2 separate regions of the Homo sapiens genome follow, and region 2 is linked to region 1. Evidence: read pairs that join two places in POLR2A ChIA-PET (ENCODE). Cell type or tissue: Panc1. All regions are shown on one strand. Links, peaks and the distances in the headings refer to the core of each region. The heading gives the core; the rest is flanking DNA. Region 1 has its middle 17 kb from the start of CCN5. Region 2 overlaps RIMS4 (regulating synaptic membrane exocytosis 4).

Region 1 (8,705 bases), core at 552-8,551:
CAAGCCTGTAATCCTAGCACTTTGGGAGGCCAAGGCGGGCAGATCACTTGAGGTCAGGAGTTCGAGATCAGCCTGGTGAACATGGCGAAACCTCATCTCTTAATACAAAAATTAGCCGGGCGTGGTGGCACATGCCTGTAATCCCAGCTACTTGGGAGGCTGAGGCAGGAAAATCGCTTGAACCTGGGAGGAAGAGGCTGCAGTGAACCAAGATTGTGCCACTGTACTCCAGCCTGGAAAGCGAGACTCCATCTCAAAACAAACAAATAAATAAATAAATAAATAAATAAATAAACACAATTTTAAAATAAATAAATAAATAAGTGAGAATTTAATAGATGATCCAAGTGGTGTGCTTGGAACAGTCCTTGTCACAAACTAAGTGCTACCCTTAGTGCCGCCGCATCCTACCTAGTGGCCTCCCTCCTCTGAGATCCTCCTGCTCTGTTCAGGTTGGACCGCGTGCTCCTCTGAACTCCCAAGTGTTTGTTATGGAAATCTCTTCCACTTAAACGTTTGCTGAGCATTCCGACCATGAATAATGAGGAACTGAGGTTACAGAGACAAATCCAGTTTAGATCCTGCTCCAGGGAGCTTCAAAGCTAAGGCAAGGATGGGAGGTGAGGCCTGTGCGCTTGGGCAGGGTGACTATAATCCCTAATTATAGTCTCCATGGTAACGAACTGGGGTAACTAATTGGCTGTCCAATGTCTGTGTTTGTGGGAGCAGGGGCTACATGGTCCCTCCACTGCTCCGTCCTGGAGACCAGCTCAGAGACTGGCACCAAGTTGCTAATGACCGCCTGGCACTAGAAGGACTACATGAACACCCGATGCGCTTGGAGCCCTGGCCAAGCTGCCCACACTGAGCCCGTGGTTTCCTTCACCCTCAGCACCTTAATGGAGTAGGGCGTATCATTCTATGTTCAGAGAAGCAAACTGAGGCTCAGAGACGCCAGCCCAATGTCCCACAGCTGGCGGGAGATACAGCTGAGGCTGAACCCACATCCAAGTTCAAAGCCTGCATTTTTAGCTACTCAGCCATACATGATCTTCCTGCAATGTCAATGTAGTATCAAATTACACAGCAACCCTCAGCCTGGGAGTTCAGAGGAGCACCCAGCCTGACCCAGGAGGATCCAGAGGAGGGGAGGGAGGACTTTCCAGGCAGAGGGATCCACTTGCAGAAAGGCGGGGCTGGGCCGTGCGCTGCTCCCAGCGACCTGTGTGTGGAATAGCAACAACTGTGGTGTGCAGGTCTGGGGTGTGTGAATTTTGGGAGCAACAGGTGGTGGGGTTGAGGAACATCTGCAAACAGCCTTGAATACCGGGGCAGGGTTTTAGACTATCCTGTGGGGTAGGAGTCCCCAGAGAGTTCCAAGCAGGGCCTGCATGTGGCCAGGATGGAAGATGAATTACAAAGAAAGGAGTGAGAGGCTGGGAGAAAACCTATTTGCTCAAATAACAAGGCTCAGTATCATTACCATGGAGGAGCTGTCTCCCCTAAATCAAAACTTGCCTGCCTGGAGTTCCACTTCATTTTAAACAATGTGTGCATGTATTGGGGGGTCCCAGAGCCTGGGCATGGAGCAGCTAGGCTTCAAGTCCTTGGAGCCCCGAAATATGCCTTCCTTCCCACCCCAGCCCCAGCGCCTTCAATGCCTTCCTCTGGGGTTAACCCCATTGTGGCCACAGTGGCTGCCAGCAGGGAGGAGGCACAGAGGTGGTGGGAACAGGGCTGAGGGGCACACAGGATCCTCAGCAGCCAGCTTCACCCCCCAGCTTATCCAGGATTCAGACAAGTCCAAGTTCAGATCTTGGATCTGCCATAGACGTGAGATGCGACCCTGGCTGGGTGCCTTGAGGTCTTGACACCTGAGCTACCACACTGGTCACATAAAGACAATAATCAATGCAAGGGCAGCGTGAGGACTGTGGAGACCCTGGGCGGCAGGTGTGCAGCGCGGCGCCACCCCTGCTCTGGTACAGTGTGAGTGCTCAACGCTGTTGTTATTACTATAGCCTACAGCAGAAGCCGCCGTCTGGTCTGGGAAGGACTTGGAAACGCCCTGCTGTGGCCTAGAGATGCACAGAGAGCATCTGTCCCTCTGCCCAGGACCTGACTTAGCTCAGGGAGGCCAGTTTCCCCCAGTGAGCAATGGGGCCCCTGCTTGGAGCCATCTGCGTGTACCCTGCAGGGCAGAAGCTGGTGAAGAGTGGAAGAGGCAGTGTTCTGGGTTCCATCCCTTGGGTTTTAGGGATTAAGCCATCTTGATTCTACCCTCAGCTCCATCCTTTTCTAACAATGCATCCTTGGGCAAGTTACTCAATTTTTAAGTGCCTCCATTTCCTCATTTGAAAAATGGGTATAATCATAGTCCCTACCTCATAGGATCATTGTAAAGATGAGATGAAATCCAGCATGTAAATGCTTAGCCCAGGGCTTGGCACATGGTGAGCACTTGGTAAATATTAGCAATCATTGTTTCCAGGCTGTCGACACAGAGGAGGAGACATGGGACAAGGAACCAGTAAATAATGGGAATCAAACCATGCTACAAGGGGATAAATAATAAAAAGGGTATAATATGTACAAGTGGAGGGAGAGACGAAGGCCATGGCAAGAGGTCCAAGGCAGGGCCACTGCTGGGAAACAGGCCCAGCCAACCTCAGAAAGGCAGTCAATAAAAATAATAGGAACAGGCTGGGTGCGGTGGTTCACGCCTGTAATCCTAGCCCAGCACTTTGGGAGGCCTAGGCAGGTGGATTACTTGAAATTAGGAGTTCTAGATCAGCCTGGCCAACATGGCGAAACCCCGTCTCTACTAAAAATACAAAAATTGGCCAGGTGCGGTGGCTCACGCCTGTAATCCCAGCACTTTAGGAGGCCGAGGCGGGCGGATCACGGGGTCAGGAGATCGAGACCATCCTGGCTAACACGGTGAAACCCTGTCTCTACTAAAAATACAAAAAAATTAGCCAGGCGTGGTGGTGGGCACCTGTAGTCCCAGCTACTCAGGAGGCTGAGGCAGGAGAATGGCGTGAACCCGGGAGGCGGAGTTTGCAGTGAGCCGAGATCACACCACTGCAGTCCAGCCTGGGCGACAGAGCGAGACTCCGTCTCAAAAAAAAAAAAAAAATTAGCCAGGCATGATGGTGCACACCTGCAATCCAGCTACTCAGGAGGCTGAGGCAGGGGAATCACTTGAATCCGGAAGGCAGAAGTTGCAGTGAGCCAAGATCGTGCTACTGCACTCCAGCCTGGGTGACACAGCGAGACTCTCTCTCAAAAAAAAAAAAAAAAAAAAAAAAAAAAAGAACAATAACAGAATTTTCCCCACAAGTGAGCACTAAGGGCATGCTACATGCTGTGCTAACATGCTTTGTATACAATATCTCATTTCCTTCCCACGACAACCCTGGGAGGCAGGGCTGGGGCCAGGTTGAGGCAGCAAGGTGACCAGGGTGCAAATCTACCGAGGCCCTCACCCCGGGGCCTGAGCAAGTGCAGGGTTGGCGCCTCAGAACAAGCACCTCCCTAAATGTTATGCCTTGAGCACCTGGCTGGCTTCACCCTAGTCCCAGCCCTGCTGAGAGGTTGGTATAATATTTAGTCCCATTAGATTGATGTGAAAACCAAAGTCCCCCCACATGAGGCACCTGTCCAGTGAATGTCACATAGCTGGGGAGGAAGAGGCAGACCCCAGGATTTTGAAGCCTAGAGTTATTTTTACTCTGAGGAGCTGCCTCCCAGCCTGGACATGGAAGGTTCCAGTCCACCTCCCAGTGGTCCAATAACTGGAAGAGCTGCTTAGAACCACCCTCTTCTGGCTGGCCTGGGTGGCTGGGAGAGCTGGCCTCCTGGGTGGAGGTCTGGAGATTCCTCTCCACATTCCTAGGGGTTAAATCTGGGGACCCGGGTTCCCAGCATCAGCCATCACGTTCCCCAGAAGGAATCTCTATTCATAACAAACCCTAAAGGTCACTCGTCTGGGAAGGAGTCTTCTGTCTCCACCCCAGGGCAGGACAGAAGGCCCCAGGCTTTGTGAGAGCATCAGGTCCCCAGAGGAAGATCACCTGCTTTTGGCCAGCCTGTGAGCCCCTCTTCTTCCTCTGGGTCTCCTCTGTAGATGGTATCTAAAGAGGATGAATAAACATCCCAGTTGGAGATGAATGGCCATTGCCCGCAGAGAGCAATTGTGCGCTAAATGCATGGGCTCTGAACTCAGCCTGCCTGAGCTCAAATCCCCCTTTCATCACCTGCCAACCATGTGGCCTTGGGGAAGTTACTTTTCCTCTCTGTGCCTTAGTTTCCTCTTCTGTAAAATGGGGGATAATAACACCTACCGCACAGGGTTGTCATGAGGATTTAACGCCTTCTACTCACTCAGCAACTATTTGCTGAAGGCCTACCAACTTCCAGGCAGTGAGTAATATGGCAGTGAATACAACAGACAAAACTCCTTACCTTCATTTTTTTTTTTTTTTTTTGAGATGGAGTCTCGCTCTGTCGCCCAGGCTGGAATGCAGTGGCACCATCTCGGCTCACCGCAGGCTCTACCTCCCGGGTTCATGCCATTCTCCTGCCTCAGCCTCCCAAGTAGCTGGGACTACAGGCACCCGCCACCACGCCCGGCTAATTTTTTGTATTTTTAGTAGAGACAGGGTTTCACCATGTTAGCCAGAATGGTCTTGATCTCCTGATCTCGTGATCCGCCCACCTCCGCCTCCCAAAGTGCTGGGATTATAGGCGTGAGACACCGCGCCCGGCCATCTTCAATTTTTTAAAAGGAAATATAGTGAAGAATATTATATACTTCAGAAAATGCCAGCACCAAAAAACATGATGCAAATACAGTAAAATGTTAACAGTTGGAAATCTAGATGATGGGTAAGCGGTAAATGGGTCTTCATGATAGGTTTTCTGTATGTTTGAAGTTTTTTATAAATAAAAGGGAAAAGAAAAAAGAGGGAGAGAGAGAGAGAGGAATATCTGCCATTTTGAAACTTACAGTCAAGTGGGGAAATAGACAATAAACACATCAGTATAGCTGGACGTGGTGGCACGTGCCTGTAGTCCCAGCTATTCGGGAGGCTGAGGCAGGAGAATCGCTTTAACCTGGGAGGTGGAGGTTGCAGTGAGCTGAGATCGTGCCACTGCACTCCAGCCTGGGTGCAGCCTGGGTGACAGAGTGAGACTCCATCTCAAGAAAAAAAAAAAAAAAAAATGAAAACTTGTGGTGTGTCAATTGATGTTAAGAAGAGGAATAGAGAATGGCCAGGGTGGTAGAGGAAGTTCCTTTTAAGTCAGGCAGTCAGGGAAGGCCTCCCTGGGAAAGTGACAGGGAAAGTGACATCAGACAGGAGAGCCTAGTTCTCCCAGCTTCCAGGCCTAGGTGCTCCCAGTGTCCATGTACAACCTTCTGCCCAGGAAAAGAGTCATTGTCAAAGCCCAGGACCCAAGCCTCTTGAGACTGTGGGATCTTGAATTATGTGCAGCAGATATTCTCAGTCTGAAATTCAGATGGGCTGGAAATGTAATCTATTTTAAATTCATTCTCATTTCAATGCTCCATTCCATATGTGGGCAGAAAATTCATCTTATTCAATTGGGATTTTTTTCCCCAACCCCATCACTTTCCCAGCTCCATTCATTTTTTTTCCCCAATTGTATCTAGGCGTGAGGTTGTCTCTGGCCCTCTTGGCCATTTTATCTCTTGAGATCCTCCCTGCTCTCTGCTTCTGAATTCTTCAAAGCTCTCTGGGGCCCACTGACCAACAAAATCCAAAATATGCTCACTCATAGCTTTTTCTCTGACCTCCTTCCCAGCCTTCTTAGATGGGAGGAAGGAGGGAGGGGAGGGGAGAGCTGTGCATCAGTCAGGGTAGGGTGAGTTCTGCTACAGTAACAGCAACGCTCAAGTCCTGTTTCTCAGTGGCTCCTGATGCACGTCCCCTGCTGGGCAGCTGCTGCGCTGCTCTGTGTCTCCTTGCTCCTGGATCCCAGCTGATAGAACAACCACCATTTCAACTGTTGCACAGCAGAGGGCAAGAGAAAGCATCAAGCCACAGACTGGCTCCTAAAGTCTCCCCCAGGAAGTGGCACACTTCACTTCTGCACACATTTCATTGGCCAAAGCTTGTTACTTGGCTGTACCTAACTTCAAGCAGAGGAGGGAGTTCAAGTGGAAATCCTACTATGGGCCTGTGCTGTGGTCTGAATGTGTTCCCCAAAGTTCAGATGTTGAGACCTAATCCCCACAGTGATAGCCTTAAGAGGTGGGGCCTTTGGAAGTTGATTAGGTCAGGAGGGCTCCACCCATGAATGGGATTAGTGTTCTTGTAAAAGAGGCTTGAGGGAGCCCATCTGTCCCTTCTGCCATGTGAGGACACACAGAAGTCACCATCTATAAGAAACAGGCTCCCACCAGACACTGAGTCTGCTGGAGCCTTGATCTTGAATTTCCCAACCTCCAGAACTGTGAGCAATGAATTTCTGTTGTTTATAAATTACCCAGTCTAAGATGTTTTGCTGTAGCAGCCTGAACAGACTAAGGCACCCTAAAAGGAAAAGAAACAGAGTATTTGTGGACAGTCCCTAAAGACAGTCACAGAAAGTGAGAGCCTCTTTCAGATTCATTAGGTGTTCAAGATGCCCAAGTCTCTTAGGAATGTTCTTTCCTGGGAGGAAGGGGTGTTTTTGAAACCCAGAAATGTATTCTCTGCTTTTACTAACACATCTGTTTCCTGAGTCAGTAGATGTTCTGCAGTCTAACTGCCTAAATAGGGAACAAAAAATCCAAGGAGAAAACTCGTGCAGCCTTAGATTCCTGGATTTTGAGTATCATGTAATCTTAGACTGGAATCTGAGAAAATGGGACCTGAGAATCTTGCAACCACAGATTTCAAACCTGAAAGGTCTTTGAATCTAATTTCACTTTCTATGCAGTAACTGTCTTAATAATCTTCCTTGCAGGTGGCCACCAGACTTTCTCTGCTTGTATCCTCCCAGGACCACAGAACTCATCGCATCCCAAGGCAGCCTATTCCATCATGGATGAGCTCAAAGTGTTTGAAAGTTCTGCTTTATCAAGTGAGCCAAACTTCCTCCCTCAGGACCATCCACTCCAGGGCCCAGTTATTCTACTGGAGGAGTGAGGGTAAAGCCATCACCAGGACAACCTTGGTGACAGGCTGGACTGGCAGCCAGCTTTTGGGGATGACTTCAGGGAACCCTGAATAGCCATGGGAGCCAAATGTATTACTCCTCTGATGCCTACAATTCCACTATAATAGTCTGGTGGGCTTCTGTTAGGGAGGCTTATACATGGTGGAAAGAATAAAGGCTTGGACTCAGCCTAGGTTCAAGTACTGCATCTTGACCTGGCCTGTAGGCAAGTCTTTTCACTTCTCTGAGTTTTGGCTTTCTCATTTGTCCAATAGGAATAACAATAATGATAATAATAATACCTCCCATGCAGGATTGCTAGTATGTTCAATGGGATAATATATCTAAACACCTCACACAATGCCTGGCACATAGCAGGTGTTCAATTAGGTCTGTATTAAAATCCAGGCTCTGTCTCTTATTATTTATATGTCCTTGGACTTCATTTCCTTGAACCCTAGACTCCCCATCTCTAAGGTGGGGTTGATATTACTCACATCCCACCAGGCTCTGGTCAGAATCTTTTAAGTGTTTATTTACAGATAATGTGCCAAGTTCTTTATCTGAATTGGACATTTAATCCTTTACTCTGTGGGTAGAATATTTATAATCACCCCAATGTTTTCAATGGGGAAACTAGGGCTCAGTGAGGTTGATTGACTTTGCCCAAGGTCACATGGCTGGTGAGGTGGCAGACTCAAGATTTGAGTCCAGGCATTTTGCTCCCGTGTATACACTGTGTGTATAAAGGACCTGGCACAAAGCAGCCAGGTCATTTTGTGCTTGAACTGCTGCTCTGTCCCCAACTTCCCCAAAAAAGCACAACATCCAGAGTAGGCCAAAGCTATGTTACTTGGCTCTACCTAACTTCAAGCAGAGGAGGGGTTTCAAGGGAACCAAGTATTTGTAGTGCAAAGCCACTGAGGTTTTGGAGTTATTCGTTGTAACAGCTGGCATGGCTTAACCTTGTCCTCTTAGCTGTTTTCAGCATTTGCACCTGAGTGTCAATCAGCTAGGATGTTTTAGGCTGCAAGTAATAGAATACCCTATTACTCCTGAATTCAATAATAGGTGCCTTCGCAGTCAAGAAATCTGGAGGTTACGTGGCTCCAGTTTTGGTTCATTCAGAGGTTCAGTGATGTCATCTAGGACCCGCATTTTGGCTTCAGCACCCTCAGTATATTGGCTGTAGCCCTGAGGCTTGGCCCGTCATGCTCTCAACATGGCTGCCAAAGTTCCAGACATCGCATCCTCATGCAACCACTTAAAGGGAAAGAATAGGGGACCTTCCCCACACCCCTTTTTATATAATAATTGAGGCCAGCCCTTCTCAAACCTCCTGTCCCAGCATACTTTCTTTATGTTTTATTGGCCAGAACTGGGTCATGTTCTTGTGGAAGACTACCAAGGCTCACCAATAGCCATCTTCTTCTTCCTGGGCACACATGTGGGATACATTTCCCAGCCTTCTTTGCAGTTAGATGTGGTCATGTGACTGAGCTCTGGCCAATGGGATGTAAGCAAAAATAATTGTACTG
Region 2 (8,705 bases), core at 706-8,705, 62 kb before region 1:
TTTGACAAATAAAAAAATAAATCCTTGGCTTTGCACCCATGAGCCACACACAGTCTCATAGAGGTGGTCAGGCTTGGAAATACCTTGAATGGTTGAGAAGTCGGGGTCAGGATTGTATGATATGGTATATCCTGGCACAGGGCAATTCTGCTACAGTACTTGTTTTGAAAACGAGAATTTGTTCCAACATGATTCAAGTATTAGGGAACAATTTGAGCATAACATAAATTTTGCATTTGTTCAGGTGCAATTTCATCCACGAGGAGCACTGGGTGAATGAAGAAAACTGCACCCACATAAGAATACACAAAACACATGCGCCTCAGACATCCACGGCACCCTCAGTTTACTATTATAAGCCACACCTGTCCACACCTGGTGGTACAACTTTCCATTGACTTCAGTTTTTCCCTCACCACCTCACAATCACTCACAGGCTGCACCTCTTCCGACACCCACTTCCACAAGCAAACTGCAGGTCATTTTCAAGGTCAAATGCCATTTTTATTGTAGTATTTGTGCATTTCTAAAGCATTTAACATATTTAAAACCATGCTTTCATTTTTACTGCATTCTTGCCTTTTTCTGTTTTTGATGTGACACTGACCCCATTTTCCCATAAGCTGTGTGATTTTTATAGCAAGATTTTGCGTTGCACAGTAATTTTTAGAAATGTATATTTCATGTTACAGCAGAATTGATTGCATTGTAGGCTTGGTGAGTTTGTGGGAGGATGGATGGATGGATGAATGGATGGACGGATGGATGGATGGGTGGATGGATGGATGGATGGATAAATGGATGGATGGATGGATGGATGGATGGATGGATGGATAAATGGATGCATAAATGGATGGATGGATGGATGGATAAATGGATGGACGGATGGATGGGTGGATGGATGGATGGATGGATGGATAAATGGATGGATGGATGGATAAATGGATGGATGGATGGATAAATGGATGGATGGATAAATGGATGGATGGATGAAGTGATAGGTGGATGGATGGATGGATAAATGGATGGATGGATGGATAGGTGAGCATGTAGTGAATGGATGGACAGGGAACCCGTAAACTCCTAAACCTTTGAGAATCACATAACCTATAATCACCACAAGGGCTGTGCAACCTTTTAATTTCTGATGCTGTTGAGACGAGTGATCCATCTGGAAAAGAGAATGGAGTCAAACCCCTGCGTGAGCCAGTTACTTCTTTCACCATCAAGAACACAGAAAATCCAGGGGCCAAACCAAGCTCAGAGGTTAATAATAAAAGACCAATGGGTTTCAGCTCCACAAACAAAAGTAATAGGATTTGAAATGCAGGGAATCTCATTTCACCATTAACACAAAATAAAAGGCCAGCAGAACATGGGTTGTAATCCTGTTACAGGGCTTTGCGCCTGTCCAAGTGGCACACGTCCCTGGAAGGGACCCGCTGCTGCAGTACTCCCCAGAATGGCTTGGGCTTATTCTCAGGCATCCAGATGCTGTACTTACTAACAGGTCTAGAATCTGAAATGCCATGAAAATGCCAAGAATGTGGCAAGGAGGCTCTCCCAGGCCAGGCAGCAGGCCCAGCAGGCCATGGTATCTCACCCTTTGATTCACTCAGCAGGTCCTCTGTGCTAAAGCACCTTGCCTACACTAGCTCTCTGACTCTCCCCAACAACTCGGCAAGGTAATTACTATTTATTCCCATTTTCTACATGAGGAAACTGCAGCTCAGAGAGGTTAAGACACTTGCCACAGGTTGTACAGTACTGGCATCCAGGGTCTGCGTTATGCCAAATCCAGTCTTCACTCCATCCTTTATTTTCCCAGTGTAAGTCCTGCTGTAGGGTTTGGCAGTGAACATCTATTGAGCTCCTGTTGCATACAAGGACTTGTCAAAGTTGTAGCACATATGCAGCACTTAATGCAATAAGCTCTTTTATACCCCTGTGCTCATGGATGCCGTAAGCAGAAATTTTGAAAAACATTTGAAACTGAGACAGCACAGGCACTGGCCAACAAAAAGGCCAGACACTGTCCATGAGGCAGTGTGATTTCATTTGCAGATAAGAACATTGAAATGCAGAGACAATAACAACTTGTCAGAGGTCACACAGCAAGCAGTTGGCTAGTGAGTTGTAGAGGCAGATTTGATTTTGCGGCCTCTGCCTTCTTGTGTACTCCAGGGAAGACCCGCAGTTGGATTTCTGGCCTAGTAGGGCCCAGCCACCACTTTATTCCTCCTTCCTCCAGCCCCCAGGAGGACGTGATAACCTATTCAGGGTTTCTGGGGCGTCAGCCGGGTTCCTTGGCAGCTAGCAAGGCTCCCTGGGATAGGAAATCAGGCAGCCGCCCAGATATTATAAACAATTACCGCTAATTACCAGGCCTGCCAGTTCCCCATTGTCTGCTCACAATCCCACCAGGAACTGAGAAGCAGACAATGATGACGTTGGAGGAAACTTTCAATTTCAGGCTGCAGAGGGCCTCCCTCTGCCTGGGAGGCTGCGCTCCTTCCATGCCTGGAATCCGTGAGACCCCCACCATTTCTCAGGCTTTTGGAGCCCAGACACTCCTTACAAAATGGAGGCTGGCCCCCTAGATGGCTGGGAGGGTAGGGTGGAAAAGAGACCCAGGGGCATGGAGGAAAGGCCATGTCACCAGTGTGAAAGAGGTCAGGGGTCCCCAACCCCAGGGGCCTCCCCCAGGGGTACTGGTCCCTGGCCTCTTAGGAACCAGGCTGCAGAGCAGGTGAGCGGTGGGCGAGCGAGCGTTACCGCCTGAGCTCTGCCTCCTGTCAGATCAGTGATGACATTAGATTCTCATAGGAGCATGAACCCTGCTGTGAACTGTGCATGAGAGGGATCTAGGTTGCAAGCTCCTTGTGAGAATCTAACTAATGCCTGATGATCTGAGGTGGAGCAGTTTCATCCCAAAACCATCCCCCACTCCCTGCCCCAGTCCATGGAAAAATTGTCTTCCACAAAACTGGTCCCTGGTGCTAAAAAGGTTAGGGACCCCTGGTCTAGACCATAGCCTCTGTGCTGTTAATTAAGGGTCTTTGGTTTTGCAAGAATAGTGGGTATACCTTTCAGTCCCCAGACACTTACGTGACTTTATTTTTTCATACTTTCTGTCTATAAAAAAACCATTGTTGCATAATTGTTAAGATAATAGACTTGGAAGCCTCACTCTCTGGGTTCAGATACCACTCAGCTTCTGTCTTGGTTTGGCTTCTTCCAGAGCAGACCCTGATTCAAAGATTCAAGTGGAAACTGGTTATTTGGCAGGCCATCCCAGGCAACCCGAGTGTGGGAGCTGCAAGGAATGGGATGGGAAGGGAGGGGAGCTAATAACGGATGCGTCATCAAGCCTGCTACCACTAAGGGCAGCTGGAGCTCAGGCCCACTGGGGAGCCTTGGGAGGCTGGGTGAACATTCACCTGCATTATCCCCCCTGCAGACTCCCAGTTTGTCACTGGGTGGGGGCTGCTTCTGAGGCATGAACCCTCAGGTGCTTCCAGCCTGCCCTGTGCCACAGGCTGAATTTGCTTCCCCAGCAAAATTCAGAATTCTCACAGCCAGAAAATAAGCCCTCAGACCTAGTGGCAGGTGTGAGAGCAGGTAGCTTCAAAGTATAGAGGTGAGTGCTGAGGGATAGGGTGGGGCCATGCAGTACCTGTGTCATTTGGGTAGGTTTCTTAACTCTCCGGCTCATCTATAAAATGGGCCCAGTAACAGTATTGACCTCATGGGGTTGTTGTGAGGCTGAAATGAATTAATAAGTATAGAGCACTTTGACATTTGTGGCATTTAGTGAGCACTGGGAGTTCGCTGTTGCTAATCTCTGTATCAAGTCCCGCTGTGTCCTCTGTTTGCTGGAAACTTAGACCCACTTGGTTCAGGATTTTCCCAAATGTTATGCCTGTGTCCTGGGGAAGTTTATGTGGAGAGAATCTGTGTAAATTTCTAGAACAGGCCCAGGGTAACTATCAAAGTATTTAATAAGAAGCACAAGTCACAGCTACTGATCACACTATTTTGTATTGCCGCCCACATCCCCCCCTGCCCACATTAATTCTCTACTTATTTATTACTAAGATTTCTATCATTTACCACCTTCTAACATACTGTAATGTTTATGATATTAATTGTGTGTAATATGTCACTAGAATCTAAGCACCTGAAGGGCAGAAATCACTGTTCACTAACATATTCCAAGTGTCCAGAATAGTGCCTGGACACAATAGAGTGCATAGTATGTGCTCAGTAAACATTTGTTGGTTGAATGAATGGATCAAATGGACGCCGGCCATAACACCTGGTGTACCAGCTGAATGTCAGTGAGGGCTCGTGTCCAGTAGCATTGGCTGCTATTATTGTGGTGCTCAGACACTGGGGACAGAGTGTGTGGTCTGCAATCATCATCCATCATCCTGGTGTCTCCTGGAACGTGATCTTACTGTCTGCTCCTTGGTCATTGTTTCTCATTGGTCTCAGCTACTTCTCTTTGCCCAGACCACCAGGCCTCTATGGATCTGCCCTTCTCTCCAGTGCACCTGGATCATATGTTCCTCTCTAGGGTATGGAGGGATGTACAGAGAGCCTCAGAGATCTCCCAGGGGGTTACTTGACAAGAAGCCCAAGTAGCCATTTCTGTAAAGTGTTCTGCCCTTTTCTTAGCTCCACCCAATAAGAAGAGTAAGTGCAAGTCTCCTCTGCTTTCAGATCCCCCCAGCCTATCTGGAGTTTTCTGTCATCCCCCAGCACTCACCAGCTGCAGACTACAGACCGTCCTCAAGGATCCTGCAGCATCTCAGCTCTGTTCCCTCCTTGCCTGACTTCCTCTGCTCTCCCAGGCTGAGGGTTTGTCTGTTTCGGGGCAGGATAGCCTAGTTTTGTACCTATTCTTTCAAGTCTGTTTCTTAGATTTGGAACTGAAAAGTCAAGAGCCCAAGTCTCTTGCTCTCTACCTCCTGCTGGGTCATTCCTTCTCTGAGGCAGCCAACATAGGACACCCTGGCTACTGTCTGAATGGGGAAAGCAAGCCAGGGGTAGTAGGAAATCAGGAAAAGGGAAAGCACTCAGGCTGAATATTCTGCCATTAACTCTGCAGATAACTTAAGTAAAAACAGAACACTGGGGGACTTCAAATGGTTCAGGGAAGAATCGGGCAGCCAAGACTGGGTAGCTAGTAGAGTTTATGGGTTTTGCCTGAGGGCAGGCCATTTATATGGCTCAGTTCTTGTGACTTTTAGTCTCCAGGATTCTCTTTTTTATTTCCCAGAGAGAGGTTTTGATTGGCCTGGCTTGGGTTAAGCCTCTGACTCTGTATGCCTCATCTCTGGCCAGGGAATAGGGTCACCCTTTTGCTGGGCAAATGTGTTTCTTATTTAAAAGATGGTGATAAAGATCAAAAGCCAACCTCTTGGGCTAGGCGTGGTGGCTCACCCCTGTAATCCCAGCACTTTGGGAGGTCGAGGTGGGTGGATCACGTGAGGCCAGGGGTTGGAGACCAGCCTGGCCAATGTGATGAAACTCTGTCTCTACTAAAAAACACAAAAATTGGCCGGGCGTGGTGGTACACGTCTGTATTCCCAGCTACTTGGGAGGCTGAGGCATGAGAATTGCTTAAACGCTTAAACCCAGGAGTTCGAAGCTGCAATGAGCCAAGACCGTGCCACTGCACTCCAGACTGGGCAACAGAGGGAAACTCTGTCTCAAAAAAAAAACAAAAACCAGAACAACAACAAAAAAAACCTCCTGTGGTTGTGGTGAGGATCAGATGAGAAAATGGGTTGCAAGTGCTTTGGTGCTCAGGATAACAGAGGCACATCAGGCATGGTACTTAGTGCCTCATCGCACTTAATACAACAGACCTAGGAGATGGGAACATTATTATTCCCATTTCACAGATGGGAAAGAGATACTTAGAGAAGTGAAGGGAGTGGGGAGAACTGACTAAAGCTGTCTTAGGCAAAATAATAAAATTATCTTTGTTGTTGCTGTTGATATTGACTTAACGTAACCAAAAGATGAAGTAGCTTGCTTCAGGCAGAGCTTGATCCAGGAGCTCACACAATGCTGTCATTTTGATGGTTTCATTCTCGGGATCCAGATGGTAGCTACATAGCACCAGAAGCTCCAGTCCTGCATCTCAGGCTCAAGTCTGGTGGGAAAGAGAGCGTCTCACTCCCCATAGTTCAAACAAAGCTTCCAGGCCTGATTCTTGTTGGCTGAACTGGGCTACATGCCTGTCTCTGAGCTGATCACTGGCCGAGGGGAAGGGATGCCCTGATTGGCCAGGCTGAGCTGGAGGCCCAGTCTCAGGAGCTGTTCCCTCCACCCCACTGTGATCATGTGCCACGGGGAGGGGGTTCCGTAAAGAAAATTTGAGATCTTGTTACCAGAGGAAGGGGAAGTGGATATTAGGTAGCCAAGCAGCCGCAAGAAATGCACCCCTCAGAGTCTAGAGCCGTTTGCAGTGCAGCTCACACTTTCACGTGCAAGGGCATCATCTGGGGCTCGCATTAAAATTCAGATTCTGATTCAGCAGCTGGGGGTGGAGTGGGCTGCAGTTCTATGTATCTAATTAGTTCCCAGGTGATGCTGATGCTGCTGGTCTCTGAACCACACTTTGAGTATCAAGGCACTAAACCACATGAGCCAGATACTGGGTAAACCTTATCTCCATCCCAAGAGGGAAGTTTCAGCATATCCATTGCATGGAGGTTGACTGCTTGAGTCCAGAGTTGTTGGTAAACCACTGGGAATGTGTGCTTTGTCTCACCTTTTCCTCTTGCAGCCTTAACTATGGAGGAGTTTGCCTGGCGTCGGACGCCCAGTTCAGTGACTTCCTGGGAAGCATGGGGCCGGCACAGTTTGTGGGCCGCCAGACCCTGGCCACCACACCCATGGGTGAGTGCCCCAAGGCTGGTTTCAAATGGACTAGGGGAGTTGGGTGTCACACCAGAAGCTCAGCGTCTCTCCCTCCTTCCCCTTTGCCTGTTGATCCATCCTCTGCGCATGCCGCCTAGAGCCCAGGGCACACTCTCAAGCCCTCAGCAGAGCCTAGGCACTTGGTGGGAGTTGGTTCTGGTCTTATTCTGGGCTGGGAGCAGGGGAAGGGGGTTTCAGCCCTAAGTAAAGGAGAAGAGCTGAGTCCAAGCTTGAGCTTCTGAACCATTTCCCAGTCTCATCTCTTGGTGCCTCTTCCAGGGGATGTGGAGATCGGTCTGCAGGAGCGGAACGGTCAGTTGGAGGTGGACATTATCCAGGCTCGGGGACTGACAGCCAAGCCAGGCTCCAAGACACTGCCAGGTCTGGGGCCTACCTTCCCCTGCAAGGTGGGGGTGGAGGTCAGGGAGGATATCCTGATGGGTACTGAGGGCCTTGAAGAGAGAAAATTGGGCCCAACTGTGGGGACCCCCTGTCCCAACTCTGATGTCTTATGTGGAATTGGTAGTTTAGGGTTTGTTTGAAGAGCCAGTTGAGATTGTCTGTTGACCTTGTTCCTCTCCTCCACTGGACTGAGCTCCTGGAAGGCAGGGACCATCTTTCCAGCTTATCATTATACCCCAGTGCCTAGCAGGGTTCTTGGCATGCAGTAGGTGCTCAGGCTTGGTGAGTGAGGGGGTCAGCAGATAGATGCATAAGCCAGGGAGGGGGTGGGCACATTATGGACTGAGAGAGGAAACAGGTGAGCACAGAGTGAGCAAAGGAAGGGTGGAGACAGTGAGGACCACCAGAGGAGGTGGGGCAGGCTGCACCCAAGCCCAGCTGTACCTGCTGCCCCCAAATGCCCACCCCCCATGTGTCCTGGTGCGTCCTCCCCAGACCCCATGGGGGCACACCTATCTCCAGCAGAGGGTGGGCAGCCTCCCTCTGTTGCACCCTTTGCCCACCATTTGAGGGCCAAACTAGAACTCACCCCTGCTGGCCTCTATCCCCAGCGGCCTACATCAAGGCCTACCTGCTAGAGAATGGCATCTGCATTGCCAAGAAGAAGACCAAAGTCGCTCGCAAGTCGCTGGACCCACTGTATAACCAGGTGCTGCTGTTTCCTGAGAGTCCCCAGGGCAAAGTCCTCCAGGTGAGGGGCATTGACGCGCTCACGTGTGTGTGTGTGCACGAGCACACATGCACAGTACCAGAATGAGAGGAGGGCACCCCTGGCGGGGGGTGTCTCTGGAGGGCCTCGCCTGGAGGAAACAGGCGAGGCCCTCAGTTCACTGTGGCTGAACTGAGCTCCACAACTTACTGCACAACTTTGAACAAGTTCCCTTCTGACCCTCAGTTCCTTCATCTGTAAAGCGGGGACCCTAATAGTACCTACCTGATAACATTCTGGTGCCAGTGGAATGTGTGCTGTGTGCAGGAAAAGTATTTGCAGTTTTGCCTACAGCAAGTGTTCTACCCATTACCATCGTCACCGTCACCATTACCATCAACAGCCTCTGGAGGCCAGGGGCTTGGTGTGATGCCCCGTGATAAGAAAGGCCTGTTGAGGAATTGCAGTTTTAAGGAGGTAGAAATCACAGGACTGAGCTGGATTGGGCATGGGGCGACCCAGGTTCTGCTTCTGGGCCTGTGAGTGGCACTGGCAGGATTTGAACCACTGTGTCTCTTGCCCCACAGGTGATCGTGTGGGGGAACTACGGGCGGATGGAGCGGAAGCAGTTCATGGGTGTGGCTCGCGTGCTGCTGGA

What was found. ChIA-PET counts read pairs that join two places held together with the same protein. Peaks named below come from ENCODE experiments on the same cell type or tissue, not always from the same donor. Only the 100,000 strongest peaks of a DNase experiment are listed, where the experiment ranks them.
Region 2: POLR2A ChIA-PET joins it to region 1 with 10 read pairs; 2 of 35 experiments call an interaction of 5 or more read pairs at or near these places.

Annotation. Positions count from the first base shown.
Region 1 is chr20:44,693,778-44,702,482 of GRCh38, reverse strand. No RefSeq gene overlaps it. Among named protein-coding and RNA genes, the nearest start is that of CCN5, 17 kb to the left of the region's middle. RefSeq lists an enhancer at 5,224-5,273 and a silencer at 5,964-6,013. In Panc1, for the core only: no CTCF peak of the experiment used is centred there; no DNase peak of the experiment used is centred there; H3K27ac peaks cover 7,374 bases.
Region 2 is chr20:44,756,282-44,764,986 of GRCh38, reverse strand. It overlaps RIMS4 (regulating synaptic membrane exocytosis 4), which reads left to right. Exons shown (of 6, transcript NM_182970.4): 3 at 6,803-6,915; 4 at 7,216-7,317; 5 at 7,950-8,089; 6 at 8,635-8,705. Among named protein-coding and RNA genes, the nearest start is that of KCNK15-AS1, 14 kb to the right of the region's middle. RefSeq lists an enhancer at 7,052-8,251. In Panc1, for the core only: no CTCF peak of the experiment used is centred there; no DNase peak of the experiment used is centred there.